Regions from separate parts of the Mus musculus genome. Here region 1 is linked to region 2. A link is a loop called in an ENCODE intact Hi-C map of the cell type or tissue named here. Cell type or tissue: left cerebral cortex. All regions are shown on one strand. Each heading gives the region's core, and the rest is flanking DNA. Links, peaks and the distances in the headings are about the cores only. Region 1 has its middle 31 kb from the start of Gm37548. Region 2 has its middle 42 kb from the start of Gm35891.

Evidence for each region. Peaks named below come from ENCODE experiments on the same cell type or tissue, not always from the same donor. Only the 100,000 strongest peaks of a DNase experiment are listed, where the experiment ranks them.
Region 1: it touches region 2 in a loop (2.4-fold over the local background); 8 of 42 quality-filtered maps call a loop at or near these places.

Annotation. Positions count from the first base shown.
Region 1 is chr3:50,915,606-50,923,941 of GRCm38, reverse strand. No RefSeq gene overlaps it. Among named protein-coding and RNA genes, the nearest start is that of Gm37548, 31 kb to the right of the region's middle. In left cerebral cortex, for the core only: no CTCF peak of the experiment used is centred there; DNase peaks (open chromatin) are centred at 3,246, 6,557 and 7,231.
Region 2 is chr3:51,166,983-51,175,318 of GRCm38, reverse strand. No RefSeq gene overlaps it. Among named protein-coding and RNA genes, the nearest start is that of Gm35891, 42 kb to the right of the region's middle. In left cerebral cortex, for the core only: a CTCF peak has its summit at 4,892 (motif pointing right); a DNase peak (open chromatin) is centred at 4,903.

The DNA.
Region 1 (8,336 bases), core at 51-8,050, 250 kb after region 2:
GAGAGAAGAGAGAACTGGGGGGGGGGGAAGGGTAGAGGGAGAAAGAGGGGAATCCCACTACTTGTATCTTCTGGTACAAGCCCCATTACTGAAAAACCTCACATTAGGCCCTAGCTCTTAAAGGTTCCACTACCTTGAGAACGAAGCCTTTACACATGGGTGTTATCTTACTTAGAGTAAAAGCTTGTATTCTTACAATAGACCAGCAGTTCTTTGGTGATAGGTCCTAAACCTCTCCGCCTGCCCTTCCTGCCTATTTCCAATCTTATAGCTGTCTCCAGCCACATGGAGCACGTCAAAAGCCCTGCCTGGACCACTTTTCCCTGGGTACCAGCATAGCTCCTTGCAGTACCATTCCTTGGCCATGCCTTTAAATGGCCAGCTGCTCCCCTACCACCCTCCCTGTCCCCCTTCCCAGCTTCCCTTTATCCCACGGTGCTTATTATTCATACAGCATGCACTTTCCTCATCACGCTTGTGCCTCTCTTGACTCAACACAACAGGAATGTCTGTCACCCAGGCAGAGCTTTCCCTATATTTTTCTGCCTTTTCTTCCCAGGCTTGTCATGAGGAGGGCATCCGACGAATGTTGAAGAAGTGACCGAGTAGATCTGATAGGTGCAAAATTAAATCTCCCTTTTATTTGCGTTTTTAATTACTAGTGGGTGGAATTTTAATGATCTTGGCAGGATCTTAAGAATGAATTTGCAAAGCATAAAGGAATAAAAAATTGATAGGTCTGATTGAACTCAGATTTAAAACTTCTGCTCAAAAAAACAAAAACAAAACAACAACAACAACAACAACAACAAACAAAAAACCCTGTCTAACACCAGTAAAGCAAAGACATCTAAGAGTTAATTGCCCAAATACACAAAGAGTGCTTGCGAACCAATAGAAAAGACAGAAACAGTGCTAAGGAAACAAAGACAACTTGGCCAGTCCTCCAGCAGTAGATGAAGAATGCCGTGTTACTTTAGCTTTTCTTAAGCATGCTTTTTAAAAAAAAATCAGCGAGCATTTTTTTCCTTGTGCTTTCGATTTCATCTTCCCTGAACTTAATTTCTGAGAAACGTTCTCATTTTCTGTAACATCCACAGTGGATTCCCAGCTGTTTCTCCTTCAGCAAAGAGAGCTGCCCATCGGGCCTCACCCTGTTGTACATTCGTTGCTCCCTCGGCCTCTCTGATACTCTATTATCATGAGCAAAACTCCCCAGGGTGATATTGCTGGGCTTGATACTCCCTGTCACCATAGAGAGAGGATTGCCATGTGAGGCCTGATGCCATGCTTATATATTTAGAAGCAGCTCTATTACAAATATTTGGAACCACACAGAAGGCGCAGATTCGCTGTTTCAACAACGATGAAGACCCGCATGACTTGCATAGCATCTAATGAAGCAGGCGTGCCAAGAATGCTGATTGACAATATTTGGTGGCAGAGCGTTCCAAACTTGTTTTGCAAAAAAGTTTGTAAACTCATGCGCTGAAATTAGTTTTCTTCTTTGCTTGCCAAGGGCAGAGCGACTCTTCTTCTCCATCAGAAGCAAACACTGAGTCTCATCCGGAACTGGGTGTCAAGGAGCGATGAAACGGGAGAGGATCATCAGTCATAAAATAGGGGGTAGAAAAAAAGCAGAAAGAGCAAGGAGGATGAAGCCAAAGATGTTTTTGAGGCTCTGGCAGACACACGCCCTCTGATTGGATCCCCCAACATTCCTAGAAGATGAGTCAGGTGAGCAGATGAGCGCACCACATTCCCCAGTTGTGTCCACGCGGAATCCAGAGAGCTGGCGGATGTGTTTTCCTATGTGGCAAAAAGAACTTTGCAGATGAGATTACAGTCAAAAATCTTAAGATGGGAGAGCTTTCCCCTGGTTATCCTGGCAAGCCCAACAAACTGTAATTACAATGGATCTGATTAACGGAAGACCGAAGCAAGAGAGCTGGGGTCCAGAAACCGAGGGCCATCGATACCATTGCCGGCTGGGACTCCAGGCTACAAGGGGCTTCTAGAAGCTGAAGCTAGAAAGACAAGGAGGAAAAAAAAAGAAAAGAAGAGAAGAGAAGAGAAGAGAAGAGAAGAGAAGAGAAGAGAAGAGAAGAGGAGAGGAGAGGAGAGGAGAGGAGAGAAGAGAAGAGAAGAGAAGAGAAGAGAAGAGAAGAGAAGAGAAGAGACAAGGAGGAGAATTTTGGAGAAGAACTTTTTAGACCCCTGAAAAGGAACACAGCTCAGTCACCACCTTGGTTTTAGCTCCCTGAAATGATTTCAGGCTTTGGACCTCTATAGAAACAAGATCACAAATTGGAGTTCTTTGTTAGCTATTCGGCTTGTGGTCATGTGTATAGCAGAAAGAGAAAATTGGTACAAGAATGAGTTAGCTCATGTCGCTCATGGGCTTGTATGCTCTGAAATGTAGGATGAACACAGAGCTGTCTCTTCCCATGTGCACTCAGAATTCCTGGGTTGGGAGTCTCAGGCCTGCTTGCCCAACAGAAACACCCGTGGAACTCACCATCCAACATTCACTACATTCCGTGACCCAGAATTGAGGACCAAGCCTTGAATATTTTATTCTTACATTCCAGAGCAGCATTAGGAAACCAGGTCTCAGGAAGGAAGCTGTAACTGCAGGTGATCAAACTGTCTTGTGCAGTTGTGGTAGGAACCTTCCTGCTGTCCTCCATCTCTTTTGGGCCTCCTGTTTCTATTATCAGGCAGCTTGGATGGATGATCTAGTGAGGGGACTTCACACTGAAGCAAGTCCAGAAAACACCCCAAGAAGAGTCAAGACATTAGAGATCTGTTCTCTGTAGCCATTGACAGAGTCTAGGGCTTTGTTTAGAGTTTATTTTTCACTGTGACTTCCTGTCTCTACTATGTGTGGTTCATTTCTTCCCTCTGAGTAGTCACCTTTCCCCTTTCAAATGCAAAGCAACAAGCTAAAAGATGAAGCCCGTGTTTAAAAATATCATTTTGAAGGGGGAATTCCAATTACTGGTACTCTGAAGGAAGTTAGAGCCCTCCTCAGAGATATCAGCAGTTAGGTATAGTCCAGGAAAGGCATGTGGGACACATAGAAAGGAGTGGTCAGGTGAGCTGGCTGCACTCACAGCTCTCTGGAGTTCTAGGCTAACAAATGAGTTACAAGGAGAGAAGAGGAGACGGTGCTAGAGATGTAATTTAAGGCTGCAGAAACTCAGCTCTCACTGGTAGGATGCCGGGCTCAGGGTGTGCCGGGTGTTGGCAGCTGTCCTGTGGCTTCCAGAAGCATCAGAGAAACCCAGTTTCTGGGGCAGAGGGAAATACAGACAGACAAGGCTTAGTGGCCACATGTGATCAAGGCTGCAACAGAGAGCGGAGTGTCTCAGGGTGAGCTTTGGGTAGTTACAGTACTTAGAAGAGACCACACAATATTAATGGGGTTACAAAGTTGACCCAGTCAGTAGATATCGTTTGGAAACCATGTGCTAGCAAGCTTACAGTGAAAATCCCCAATTTCAGAATTTCGTTGGGTTCAGGAAAGGGCTGACCAAAACTCTTCTCTTAAGTATGCACCCCACTTCTGCATCTCCTCCTAGGTATGCACCCCCACTTTTGCATCACACTGTAGCTTTTCTGTCCATATTCAGAACTTAATTCTTGAACGAGTCTTTGAAGAATGTGGAAGATGGGAAAATTAGAAAAAGTGTGGAATCTTTTGGAAGCTCCCCAGACACATTACTCAGCAAGGTAGATAAACGTGTTGTTAACATTTTCTTCTTGGAAGAAAACATTTTTTTTTTTTTTTTAGTTTGCAGGAGAGAAGGGCACATTTGTTGGTTGATGGCTCAGTTGCCATGGAAACACAGGAATTAAATATGAAAAAAATGTTTTAATACATTAATTCTTTAGATCTCCTCACCCTACCTGCCTTTTCCTTTCAGGTGTGACAAGCCTGAATGAGAAGTAGCCTTGACCCCGGTCATCTTTTGAACCAGCGTCATCACCAGAGGCATGCTAGAACATTCCTTTTTCTCTTTCAGCTGGATACGCATTTTATGTTTAATTTCTTTTCAGGGTCTGTAGACAGAACCCAGGGTCTTCTGCGTGCTAGGCTAACAGTCTAGCCCAGCTCCATCTGCAGGTCTGGCTGTGCACTTTAGATTTGTGTTTTCGGTGTGACTAGATTGCCTTAGGTGCCTGTGGGAAAGTCTGCAGGCTCTGCGTGTGCTTTATAAGAGCAGTGCGTGGCTGGCGGGACTAGGCAGGTATGAGAAGACGGGCCATTTGGTCCGGCTTTAGAGGCCTTACTAGGCTCCGTGTGTTCACTTATTTCAGTAATGATAACAAAATGCCTTAGAACATTTTATTTATTATCAGGAGCAACTTGTTTTTTTGTAGTTCTGCAGCTCTGAAGTCCACAGTCAAGGTCTTGGCATATTTGGTGTCTGGCAAGGGTATTTCCTTATGGCAGATCCTTCTTCGTGTTCTCACATTCCAGAAGAGACAACGGGGTTCTTTTGGGGGGCATTTTTACAAGGGCTCTATTCCCATTCATGAACTAGTTACCTTCCAATGGCCCCACCTCATACTACTACTACCCTCAAGGGTAAATTTCAATATCTGACTCTTGTAGGGTGTGTGGGTTAGGTTTCATCAACTTGATACAAACTAGAGTCATCTGGGAAGAGGAAACATGACTGAGGAATCGTTTTCTCTCTCTCTCTTTCTCTCTCTTTCTTTCTTTTTCTCGGTTTTTAGACAGAGTTTCTCCGTGTAACCCTGGCTGTCCTGGAACTCACTCTGTAGACCAGGCTGGCCTCGAACTCAGAAATCTACCTGTCTTTGCCTCTCACATGCTGGGATTAAAGGCATGTGCCACCACTGCACATCGTGGACTTATTTCTGTCAGATTGTTCTATGGCATCTTTTTAATTGATGATTAATATGGGGTGGCACAGCCCATCATGAGTGGTACCAGCCCTGGGCAGGTAGCCCTGGGTTGTATAAGAAAGCAGGCTGAACAAGGCACAGAGAACAAGCCAATAAACAACTTCCCTCCATGGTCTCTGTTTCATTCCTGCTTCCAATTCCTGTTTTGAACACCTGCGTTGATGCACTGTGATTGTGATGTGGAAGTGTAAGCCATATGCTGTATTAGTTCTTTCCTCCCCACGTTGGTTTTCACAGCAACAGAGAAACAAGCTAGGACATAGAGATGCAGACATCAACAACATGGCCACTGAGATTTGTGATTGTATGCCTCATTCAGCCAGTGAGATCTTATAACTACTCTGCTTTCTCTTTTTGCGTGACGTGTGTGAGCTGGGTTGGCAGTAAGCTATTTAAACACCTGCCTACAGTACCATGGAGTTCAGACTGTTGTGCCCAAGTGTTGCCTTGAATCTATGTGCGTCTAGGACCCTGGTCTGTTGGTGAGAGGATGTTCACCAGGGTGTTCAGTTTGAACATGGTTGCTGCAGTCAGGCATAGCTGGGTTTAGATATTTGTTCTGTGTAACTAGTAACTTAAGCTGGGATAGGTGCCTGCGTTTCTTTGAGCCTTAATGCTATTATCTGAAAAGTGGGCATAGTAATTCTTATATTCCAGTCATTCCCTGGAGATTTAATGAAATGATATTGTGTATTTAACATGCTAAGCCCCTGTTGGACTCCGTGAGCCCTTGGTATAGTGTGGTAGTTTTGACTATAATCAGCAATGGCGGTTCTGTAGTGTGTCACACACACACACACACACACACACACACACAGTATCAGGGCGGCTCCTATACTCCTCCCAGATGCCCCATGCCTGCCCTTTGGTTTGCAGCTCTGTTGGATGCTAGCTAAACCCCTTGCACATTTCAACTTTATTTCAGTGTAGATCTGAACATGGTTCACAGAGTTTTCTATTTTATTCCTTCAGCACATATTTATCTACTAGAGTACTATGTGCTGGCCTGGGACCAGGTGCTGGGAGATTAAAAACAAAAGAATCAGACAGAAATGGCTTATGTTGTCACAGATAGTTACAATGTAATTTGAAAATACAAACAAACAAACAAACAAAAAACCACCCCAAACTAACAGGTATTGTAAGGGTATTAACTCAGTGCTGTGGTAGGGGCACATTAGGGGAAGATCTTGCTGTGGCACCCAAACCAGTTTGAGGCGTTCTGTCTGCAGAGGCTGGATCATTCTTGGAGGCATCTCAAAGCTTGAGGTCTGTCCGGAGGCTCTTCACGTTCTCTTAGTGTTGCCCCGAGGCGCAGAGATTCGTCACACATTTATTTATTTATTTATTTATTTATTTATTTATTTATTTATTTATTTATTTATTTATTTATTTATTTATTTACCAAGTGCCTGCTGCTCCTCAGGCTCTGTGCTGAGCTCCAGAGAGAGAACCTTGGAGAAAGGCAGAGAGCTACAGAGAGCTATGAGATCCACTGGCAGCAAGATTTCGTCCATTCGGCTCGGCCTGGAGTCTAAGAAGCATTTCTGGTAAAGAGAGGTCTAAGTGTGAGCCTGCAGGAGACTAAGAGCCATGAAGCAAGAGGATGCCAGAGTGTGGGGGCAGAGAGAAGGCACATCATGGCTGCGAATGTTTTTTTTTTTTCTTGTAGTGTTGGGGGATGGTCATCAGAGCTTTGGATACAGTAGGAGCCTAGTTGTAGCCCTGGTGCAGCCCTGGCTGGAGAACGGCAGATTTAGCCCTCTCCATATTCAGTCTTTTTTCTGGTTTGTGATGCAGAAAGGATAAAATTTGCTTCAAGAGGGAAGAAGCCTATGGTGAAAGAAACATAGATGCCTTGGAAGATTGTCTGTCTACCCTCCAGGAGGGAAGGACTCCTCCAGCTGCCTTTCTAGGCAGACCCAGAGCCAACAGCTCCTCAGTGGACAACTGCTCACCCACCTTGGGACAGTTCTAGATGGCACGACATTCGGTTCCCAAGCTCCTTGCTAGGCTGGCTAAGACTTGGGTGGTCCTGCCTTGCTTCCCCTATTCCCTCCTCTCCTGTTTCCTTGGCAGTCCTAAGCTCATTCCTGACCAGATATTCATCTCAAAGCTTGCTTCCTTAGGAATCCCACCTGGGAGATTGCTAAAGTTTAGCCCCTTCATCATCAAAGTGCAGAGAGCTGTGGCTCAATAACAAAGTGGTGATCTACAGAAAAGCAAGAGCAATAATTTTTTTTTTCCAGCAAGAAAAAGCATGACTCAGACAAAGGCATAGAGAATGAAGGGACTTGGAACTCTGCCCTCTCAGAGTGTAGTTTAAGGGACAGAAAGCCCCAGACAATTGGATTCAGGTCTGAGTCACAGACCATCACTCTCGTGGAATCTGATTTGTGGACGAGCTGCCCCTAGGAGCCATTAACCCACATCGCACATACATTCTGATTCCTTGCTCAATGTTGCCCTTCAGGTGCCACGCTGACCTCTGGAAGATCAGCCTTGGGAATTACTGAGGTGGGCAGTGTTTCGCTATGGACCATTTGGCAGACCTAATTTCCATGGGAGGAGAATACCACAGTATTGTGGATTTGTCCACCACTGTTACTTCTCTTCTGGCCCTGAGATGAAGTTGGCTTCACTCTGACATGGTGAAGAAATCAGATCTTCTGGCCAGAAGAAGCTGTGTGTGTTCTTTGAAGACGGGATGCAGACTTGTCTCGCTGGGGGAACACACTGATGTCCTTGTGCTCTGAACAGACAATTCTTCTTTCCTTTTAAGAGTCTGCAGTCATATTTTGGGGATGTTTGGACAAATCCATCTTTTTATAGTATAGACTTAGAACTCACCTAGCTGGCTTTTTATTAAACTCATAAATGAAGGTATTTAAAGCATAGTTAATGTTCCAGGGGCATGATTGTCATGATCTAATGGGTTTCTTCTCTCTCTCTCTCTCTCTCTCTCTCTCTCTCTCTCTCTCTCTCTCTCTCTCTCTTTGCTTGCCTGTCTGTCTGTCTGTCTGTCTGCCTCTCAGAATTATCAGTGTAAACCAAGTAGTATATCAGATGGATAATGGGTGTGGGGTTCAAACTCTGTAGGTCAGCCAGTGTCAGCTGTATGCCTGTCTGTGCTCTAACCTGCTCAATGGGTGAAGTATGAGGTAATGTGTTCACAACAATGGTACACACATAGGAAGTGCCTAGGAGGGGACACATTATTGAAGGAGAAGAAGAAAAAGAAGGAGAAGGAGAAGGAGGAGGAGGAGGAGGAGGAGGAGAAGAAGAGGAAGAAGAAGAAGAAGAAGAAGAAGAAGAAGAAGAAGAAGAAGAAGAAGAAGACGCAGCAGCAGCAGCAGCAGCAGCAGCAGCAGCAGCAGCAGCAGCAGCAGCAGCAGCAG
Region 2 (8,336 bases), core at 298-8,297:
TTCAACCAAGTGAGTCCTGGGGACAGAATCCAGGTTGTCAGGCTTGAGAGCCATTACCCACGGAGCCATCTCACCAGCCTGCAAAATAATTTTTCCAGAAAGCATATTTGCAGAGCAGCTGCTTTTCCTCTGCCCTCGATGCAACTGACTCCCAATGACGCGTGAGGGACCCTTTATACAAGTCTGTAAAATGCTTGAAGAAGCTTCCTGACTCAAAGACCTTGTGCGGCACTAGGCCCTGTTATCACTTGTTTGGAAGTTTGTGTTTTGTTACTAAACAGTCTCCCCCGGTGACACTCGGATCGGCATGGTTTATCATAAGTGTGGCCGTACGTGGCTTCTCGTATCTCCATTGCTGGCCTGTGGAGAGTCTGAGCCTTCCTGACTTTCCAGATCAGAACAAAAGCAACCATAAAAGTGCAATGAAAACAGTCACGGAGGCAGGGGGTTTGGAGTATTCATTTCCCCGACCAACAGCGAGGAGCCTAACGTCCTAATCCATCAGATCTTGCAGACAAAAGCCATAAATCTTTTTTTTGTTGGTTCCACATATTGGCACCGTGACAAGTTCATATTATATACTCGGTCTAGAATCTCTCTTGCAACCTCACCACATCCCAGCAAGTTCACAAAGAGGACCGAGGCACACAGCCCCGGAATGCAGGCGGGTCGTTTATTTATGTGCACACCTTGTTCTGAGTCTGCCGATACCAGAGGCCTTGGCAGAAGAACTTCATAAAATGTAATGTTAAGTGACATCTGTGACACGGAGCGCTTCTTTTTCCATTTCCTGCTTCCTTAATGGATCCCTACAGAGGGTGGGGAGCAGAACCCACTTCTGCGGATGATCCGATTACTGCACTCTCTCCAGGCTCATCAAAAATTCTCTTGCTGTGGAGGGAAATGTCATTTCGAAAAGATGACACGGATAGATGTCTGTACCGACACTTACCCACCATTTCCCTTGACCCCCACATCATTCGGGTCCCTTCCCAACATCCAGAAGTCTCCCGAGGCTCCTTAAGGACCCGAGGAAGGAGGTAGGGGGACATAATAGCAACTTCTTGCACTTAGCATCATCGCTCAGGAAATTCCGAAGCACTTGCCCCTGTGAGTGTCCTCCATCGTTCTGATAAAAACCCTGAGAAGTGCTTGGGCTGATGGTGATTCTCTCTGTAAATCTTGATCAGGGTGGACACATACATTACGGGAAGAGAGAGCCTCTGTACATTTGGAGTTTCTATGTGGGGACTCGCTCAGTCTTTTCTCCTGCTCCTCAGTCTTCGTTTGTCTTCCCTCCATGCACCCCCCTTTCCTCCTCACATTTCTCCTTTATGCCTGCATTGCTTTGAAGAAACACAAATTGTTTGAAAGCTGGTTATTTTGATCCCTTACTTTGCTGGCAGGCGACTTTGACTCTCAAATGTGTGACTATGTGGTCTTTGAAGTGTGTTGTTTTTTTGGGTGTGTGTGTCTCCATTACAAACCCTCAGGTTTGGACATATTCATGCCCAGACTTATTACAAGTTGAGTGGAGGCAGGAACTGAAGGAAGGGCCACCTGATTCTCTCAGGAAGGTTGCCTCTCTTCCCTTCTTTCCCTTCAACCCTTGAACCAGGTCAGGGGCTTCTCTTTGCTGCTCTCATGATCTTTTTTTTTTCTTTTTAAAGATTTATTTATTATTATATGTAAGTGCACTGTATCTGTCTTCAGACACGCCCGAAGAGGGCATCAGATCCCATTATAGATGGTTGTGAGCCACCGTGTGGTTGCTGGGATTTGAACTCAGGACCTCTGGAAGAGCATTCAGTGCTCTTAACCACTGAGCCATCTCTCCAGCCCTGCTCTCATGATCTTATGCACATTTTCATCGTTGCATTGACCATTAAATCACTGGCTGTCTCTGCTGCTTGTCATTGCTGGGTGATTCTTAGTCATTGGTGGAGCTCAATGGGAAGACTAAACATTAGTGTCCCCAGGGTAGTGCAATGCTAAGATTAGAACCACTCTGTTATAATGATGTCTAACTTAGTAATAGTTTGTTTACTCCATTTCTTGGTTTATTAGCTTGAACAGATAAGAACCAACATTGGTGAGGAATTCCCTAGTGGAAGTTCTTTGATTTAAAAAAAAAAATCACTGAATGCGGGTTGGGGTTTGTGACTCTGAGGTCAAGCGTTTGACTAAAATGAGAGAGAAGCCATCCTCAGCTCTCATGGGGGGTGGGTTGGGGATCAATAATCAGTGAAGGCAGTTTGAGTACCTGCCTCGGTCTTTCAGAGAGAAGACACTGGAAGGCAAATGGTTAATCAATACAAGATAAATCAGTGGGTTTAGGAAGTAATGACTGTTTTTTCTGTCTTTTTTAATGGTAGAATCTCTGCTCTTCCTCCCCCTTCATCCCCTTTTCCCTCCCCCCCACCTCTTTTTTGAGACAGGGTCTCATTGCGCAGACTTGGCTGGTCTGGCGCTTGCTATGTGGACCAGGTTGACCTTGAACTCATAGAGATCCATCTGCCTCTGCCATCCTTGTGCCTGGCCAGAAGGCCCCCCCCCCCCCAGCGCTTTAATTATGGCTTCTAGGACAGAGAGAAGGAATGGAGGTAGGAAGTGAAGGGTCTGCACATGTGTTGCATGTTGCTGATGTTGGGATAGATATTTATATGCATGGCTGGACAAACTCACATTTAATTTTATGAAGAACATACAACACACAACAAGGAAACAAGCTTCGTGATCAAGTCACAAGTGGAACTCAAGCCAGGGTGGCAGATTCCTTTCAAATTTAAGGCTCTTGCTCACTAAAATGATGTTTCTCTTACAAACTTTCTGGACAATTTGGTGTAAAGGAAGGGTGTCCATCTTTTTTGACATTGTGACATGGCATACATCCTTACGAAGATGTTGGCCCCTGTTCCTAGTCATCATAGGTGCACGTAGTTGGAGGACTGCAGGCTGAACATATGTGCTCATCAGAAAACTCTGGCCCTGGCCTTGGTCCTGGCCCTGTTCTGCGTCTTCTCTGTGCTTTCTGAGCACAGAGCCTTCAAATACCCAGAGCGGTGAGAGAAAAATGTCATATTTAACTTAATGTGACAAAGGGAATATAATTTGATGATATTTCTAATGTTATTTATTGTTATTTTTAAAACATCTGATAATGTGATTTTCCCACCCAATGCAGATTTCTAATGAGTTTTTGGAAAATGAATCAAGCTACTTATTTTATGAGGTGGGGGAGAGGGGAGAGAGGAGAGGGGAGAGGGGAGAGGGGAGAGAAGACAAGAGGGAGGAGAGGGGGAAGGGGAGGGGAGGGGGAGAGGGAGGGGAGGGGGAGAGGGAGGGGAGGGGGAGAGGGAGGGGAGAGGGAGAGTGGGGAGGGGGGAGGGGAAAGGGGAGAGGGGAGGGAGAGAGGAGAGTGGGGAGGGGGGAGGGGAAAGGGGAGAGGGGAGGGAGAGAGGAGAGGGGGGAGAGGGGGAGGGGAAGGAGGGAGGGAGGGGGAGAGGAGACTTATGCTATGTGTACTAATAACAATCATGATCAATTAGCCTTTCTCTTATTTATTCATTTATTTATTTATTTATATTTATTTGGTTTTTTGAGACAGGGTTTCTCTGAAAAGTCCTGGCTGTCCTGGAACTCACTTTGTAGATCAGGCTGGCCTTGAACTCAGAAATCCGCCTGCCTCTGCCTCCTGAGTGCTGGGATTAAAGGCGTACTCCACCGTGTGAGGGGATGTGGGCTTGAGTGTGGAAGCCAGCGAAGCTGGTTTGTTCCTTTCAGTGTGGAATCTCGAGGCATGCAGGGTGAACACTTTGACCCACTGACCCATCTCACCATCACTTCTTTGTTTTAAGATTTGGGGTTTTAGAGTGAAATTTGTTAACTTTCACTTTTTTTTTTTTTGGCCTTGAGGTTCATTTATTCATTATCTATCTATCTATCTATCTATCTATCTATCTATCTATCTATCTATCTATCTATCGATACTACACATACACCTTTCTGAACTCCTGCATTGTTAAAAATGAGGAGGAGTTGGGAGAAGGGAGAAGTGCCACCCGAATATATTGTATGAGAACAAACCACCGGGAAACTTGAGTTTGTCCTTAAAAGCCAAGGCCTCTCCCGGGTGCAGACTAGCATGTATCTTCAAGTCTGGGGTTAGAGCTTTTCTTTTTGGGACATGCTCCTCCCATTGGAGCCTGGTGCTTTTGACCTGGACCCACCCCATTGTGAGGGCTGACGGGTATCGTTCTGTAAGACACAGACTTGCTGATTTCCTTCAGAATGGAGCATGCCCTCAAATGTCCATGCGTGGCTTCCTTCCCTTATCTTTTTGACTTGGAAGGACAGACAGGGATGGCTGTCAGCTAGTCTTTGATGTGGGGGACAATGACTAATAAAAACATTGAAATCATCTTCTCCTCCTATTTCACTTGACTCCCGGTGTCTGTCGCAGACCCTGCCTGATTGACAGAATATTACCCAGATAACCCCCTTCTTAAGTGGCGGCGAGGCAGCAGCGGGCAGTTTTTCATTTAGAGTCTATCAGCTGAGAATTGATAAAGTCATCATGGAACAACTGTAGTTTGACCCCGACCTGACAAAAGAGATCGAAAATGTCTTGGATAGAGAGAATCACGGGGCTGGCTCCATCCCTGCCTGGGAAAAAGCGTTGGAGTGGGCCAAGGGCTAACACCCAGGCACTCCACGAGTATGTTTAATAACTGAGAAGTAAATAATGAAAGGGATGTCAATAAACAATCGCGATTTAATAAATTATTCATTTTAACAATCCTACCAGTGTTTGCCCAGGGATGTAGTGTTTTTTTCTCCATCTGCGGTATTGGTCTGAACCTGCCTGGTTGCGGAGCTGTTCACCATCGTTGACAGCAGGGGGCACTCACGTCACGCCAGAAACATGCCAAACTCGTGGTTTATGTAGGAGGGAAAGATGGAGCAGATAGAAAAGCTTCAAAAGGAGGTGGAGGGGAATATAGAAAATGAGTGGAGAGATACTGAAATGAAAAAAAAAAAATTTCCGCAGGCAGATCAAATTCACCCTTGCACCGAAGCAAAGCGTAAAGAAATAAATAGAAAACAGTCACTCTATATTTTGCTGGTTAAAATAACTTATTTATTTGAAACTCATAAGATGACAGATTTGGAGCAGTCAGGGCAAGGGCAAAAGAGATATTCGAAATTTAACAGATTTATTTCCATCTCGAAAATTCCACTGTGATTTTTTTTCAGGAAAGACTCCCAGATCACAACTGATTCTCTTGGGCTGATGTGAAACACGCACACAAAAAAATGATTAAAAAAAGCAAACTTCCAAACAACCCCCAAACAGCTGTTGAGGGGCTATAGACTGTGTGTTCTTCTTCTTCTCCTTAGAGGCAAGGTCTCACTGTGGAGTCCGGGATCGTCTGGAGTGTTGGGCTCACAGGTTTCCGCGCCTTTGTCCAGCTGCCGAAGCCTTTGGAACAAAGCCCCACCACAGTTTAAGGCTAAGTTTTCTCGGAAATGAACTCCTAGGGTCAGTTCGCCTCCGTGTGTGCTTTCTTTTCTCATGGACTGTGTGACAGTCCCCACTTTATGAAACTGTCCCATGTGAGGCCACGCTGCTTTTACACATTGAAGAAAGGCCGTCGTGGTCCCCGGGATATTTACTGTGAACCCAAGGCACAGAAGAATGTGTTCTCGATCGATGGCCATGCAGATGCTAAAGCGAGTGGTATTTATTTATAATAATGCGTGAGGCGGCCCGCAGGGAAATGTCATCTTGTTTGTAATCAATCTCGGTGTGAGGCTCCTGCTGCAGCACAATCAGGCTCTGCATTAAGTGACAAATTGGCTTCTTCTCCTCATTCGGACTGTCATTTCTCTTCAGTGGGGATACATCATCTCTGTTACAAGGCCTCGGAGCTTGTACCACACACAGATACACATGCATATGCAGGCCCTGCCAACGTACTCGGGATAAAAGCCTCCAGCGATAGCGGGTATGACAGGAAACAGGAAAATGAGAAGGGCCCCCTGTGCTCACCGTGTCTTGCCGCCTGGTGATGTCATTGTATCCCGTGAAGGCGTGTCACTGTTAGGGATTGAACTGTCTCTCAAAACCTGTGCGTTGAAGCTCTAACTGCCAATGCAACAGCATTTTTTTAAAAAATGATTTATGTGAATAGGTGTGAGGGCGTCAGATCCCTGGAAGTGGAGTTACAGACAGTTGTCAGCTTCCATGTGGTTGCTGGGAATTGAACCTTGGTCCTCTGGATTGAAAGCAGACAGTGCTTTTAATTACCGAGACATCTCTCCAGTCCACAAAGTTTACTGCCCCCTCCCCGCCTTTTTTTCCTGAGATAGAGTTTCTCTATGTAGCTATGGCTGCCTTGGACTCACAAAGATGCCTGCCTCTGTCTCCTGAGTGCTGGGATTCACAGTGTGGGCCAACACTGCCTGGCTGCCACGGTGATAGTATTTAACAACAGGCTCAGGCTTGAGTGTACCATGATAGAAAAATTGAGACTCTATAGGCTTAATCTCTAGCTATGCCTTCATCCCTAAATAGGCCATTTAGGGGGTAATTAAGGTTAGATGAAGGCCCAGGAATGGCACCCTAATCCAGCTCAGCTGGTCCTCTTAGTACCCCTCTTTTGGAGTCTTTGAATCAGGGATTTACTCAGTAGCCCACATTGGCTTGGAACTCACTAGACCCAGGCTGCTCTTGAATCCATTATGTGGCCTAGACTCGTCTTAGACTCATGGTCTTCCTGACCTGTATTATGGGCATCATGTCCAGCCCTCCATAGGCCATTATCCAGTTTTCTTTTTTTCTAAAACAAACCTGGCTGTCCCGGAACTTGCTCTGTGGACCAGGCTGGCCTCGACCTCAGAGATCCACCTGCTTTTGCCTCCTGGGCCGGGATTAAAGGCACGCGCTTCCATCACCTGGAGACACACAACTGCTATTTGCTGCTGCTATTCTAAAGTGAGGAAGGGATGCTAGATGTGAATAAGGATTTTCCTCTCTGAGTATGAAGGTAGCCACCTGCTCAGAAGAGACTTTGGACTTTTAAATAATGTTGAGACGATGATAGACGATTGGGACTTTGCAAGTTGGACTGAACTCAGTTTTGCATTATGATAAGACTATAAGCCTTTGGGGGGCAGGGGGGTGAATAAGAATGGCTTCCCTTAGAGTCATATAATTGGATGCTTAGTCATCAGGGAATGGCACCAGTTAGAATGATTAGGAGGTGTGGCCTTGTTGGGGAACACACCAACAGGAGTAGGTGTAGCCTTGCTGGAGGAAATGTGTCACTGGGGGTGGGCTTTGAGATTTCAAAAGATCAAGACAGGCCTCTTGTTTCTCTGTCTTCCTGCTGCCCACAGATCCAGCTGTAGACCTCTCAGCTGCTTCTCCAGCATCATGTCTGCTTGCATGCTGCCATGTTCCCTGACATGATAAGAATGGACTAACCAACTGTAAGCCAGCCTTGGTTTCCTTTATCAGAGTCGCCGTGGTCATGGTGTGTCTTCACCGCAATAGAACATTGACTAAGGCAGACTCAAACTTGCTTTCTTTTACATAGGAGGATGAAGGGGCTGGCTCCAAGCTGGGGAGCTGGCATTTTGATGTTGGACTTCAATTTACTAGAGCTGGGAAAGAGATTTCTGCTCTTTCAGTTTCTCAGTCTGTTGGGTTTTGAAATTTAATTTAAAAAATATTTTGTATCTCTCTCTCTCTCTCTCTCTCTCTCTCTCTCTCTCTCTCTCTCTCTCTCCCTCTCTCTCTCTCTCTGTATGTGAGTACATGTGCACATGCCATGGTGCACATCTGGAGGTCAGAGGGTAACTTGTAGGAACCAGTTCTCCCCGTCTCCCACGTTGGTTCTGGGGCTAGAACTCAGGTTGCCAGGCTCGGAGGCATGCACATTTGCTCGCTAAACCATCTTATTGCTCCCAGGCAATGGATTTTGTGTGTGTGTGTGTGTGTGTGTGTGTGTGTGTGTGTGTGTGTGTGTGTGTGTGAGAGAGAGAGAGAGAGAGAGAGAGAGAGAGAGAGAGAGAGAGAGAGAGAATCTAAGCAGACAGAAGCAAAATCAGCAATAGGAAGTGGAGTGTGGCTCTAACAAATATCTAAACTTGTGGAAGCAGCCTTGAACTGAGAGCAAGGTATATTCTCAGAAAAGCCGAGAAGGGCTCAGAAAGGCAGGGAGTTCTCTCTAGAGGAAGCTTCAGGTTTCTTAGAAAATGCATAAGTGATCATGAATAGGATGGTGGTGAGAACAAGGATGGGGAAGGTCATTCTGGTGACATCTCAGACG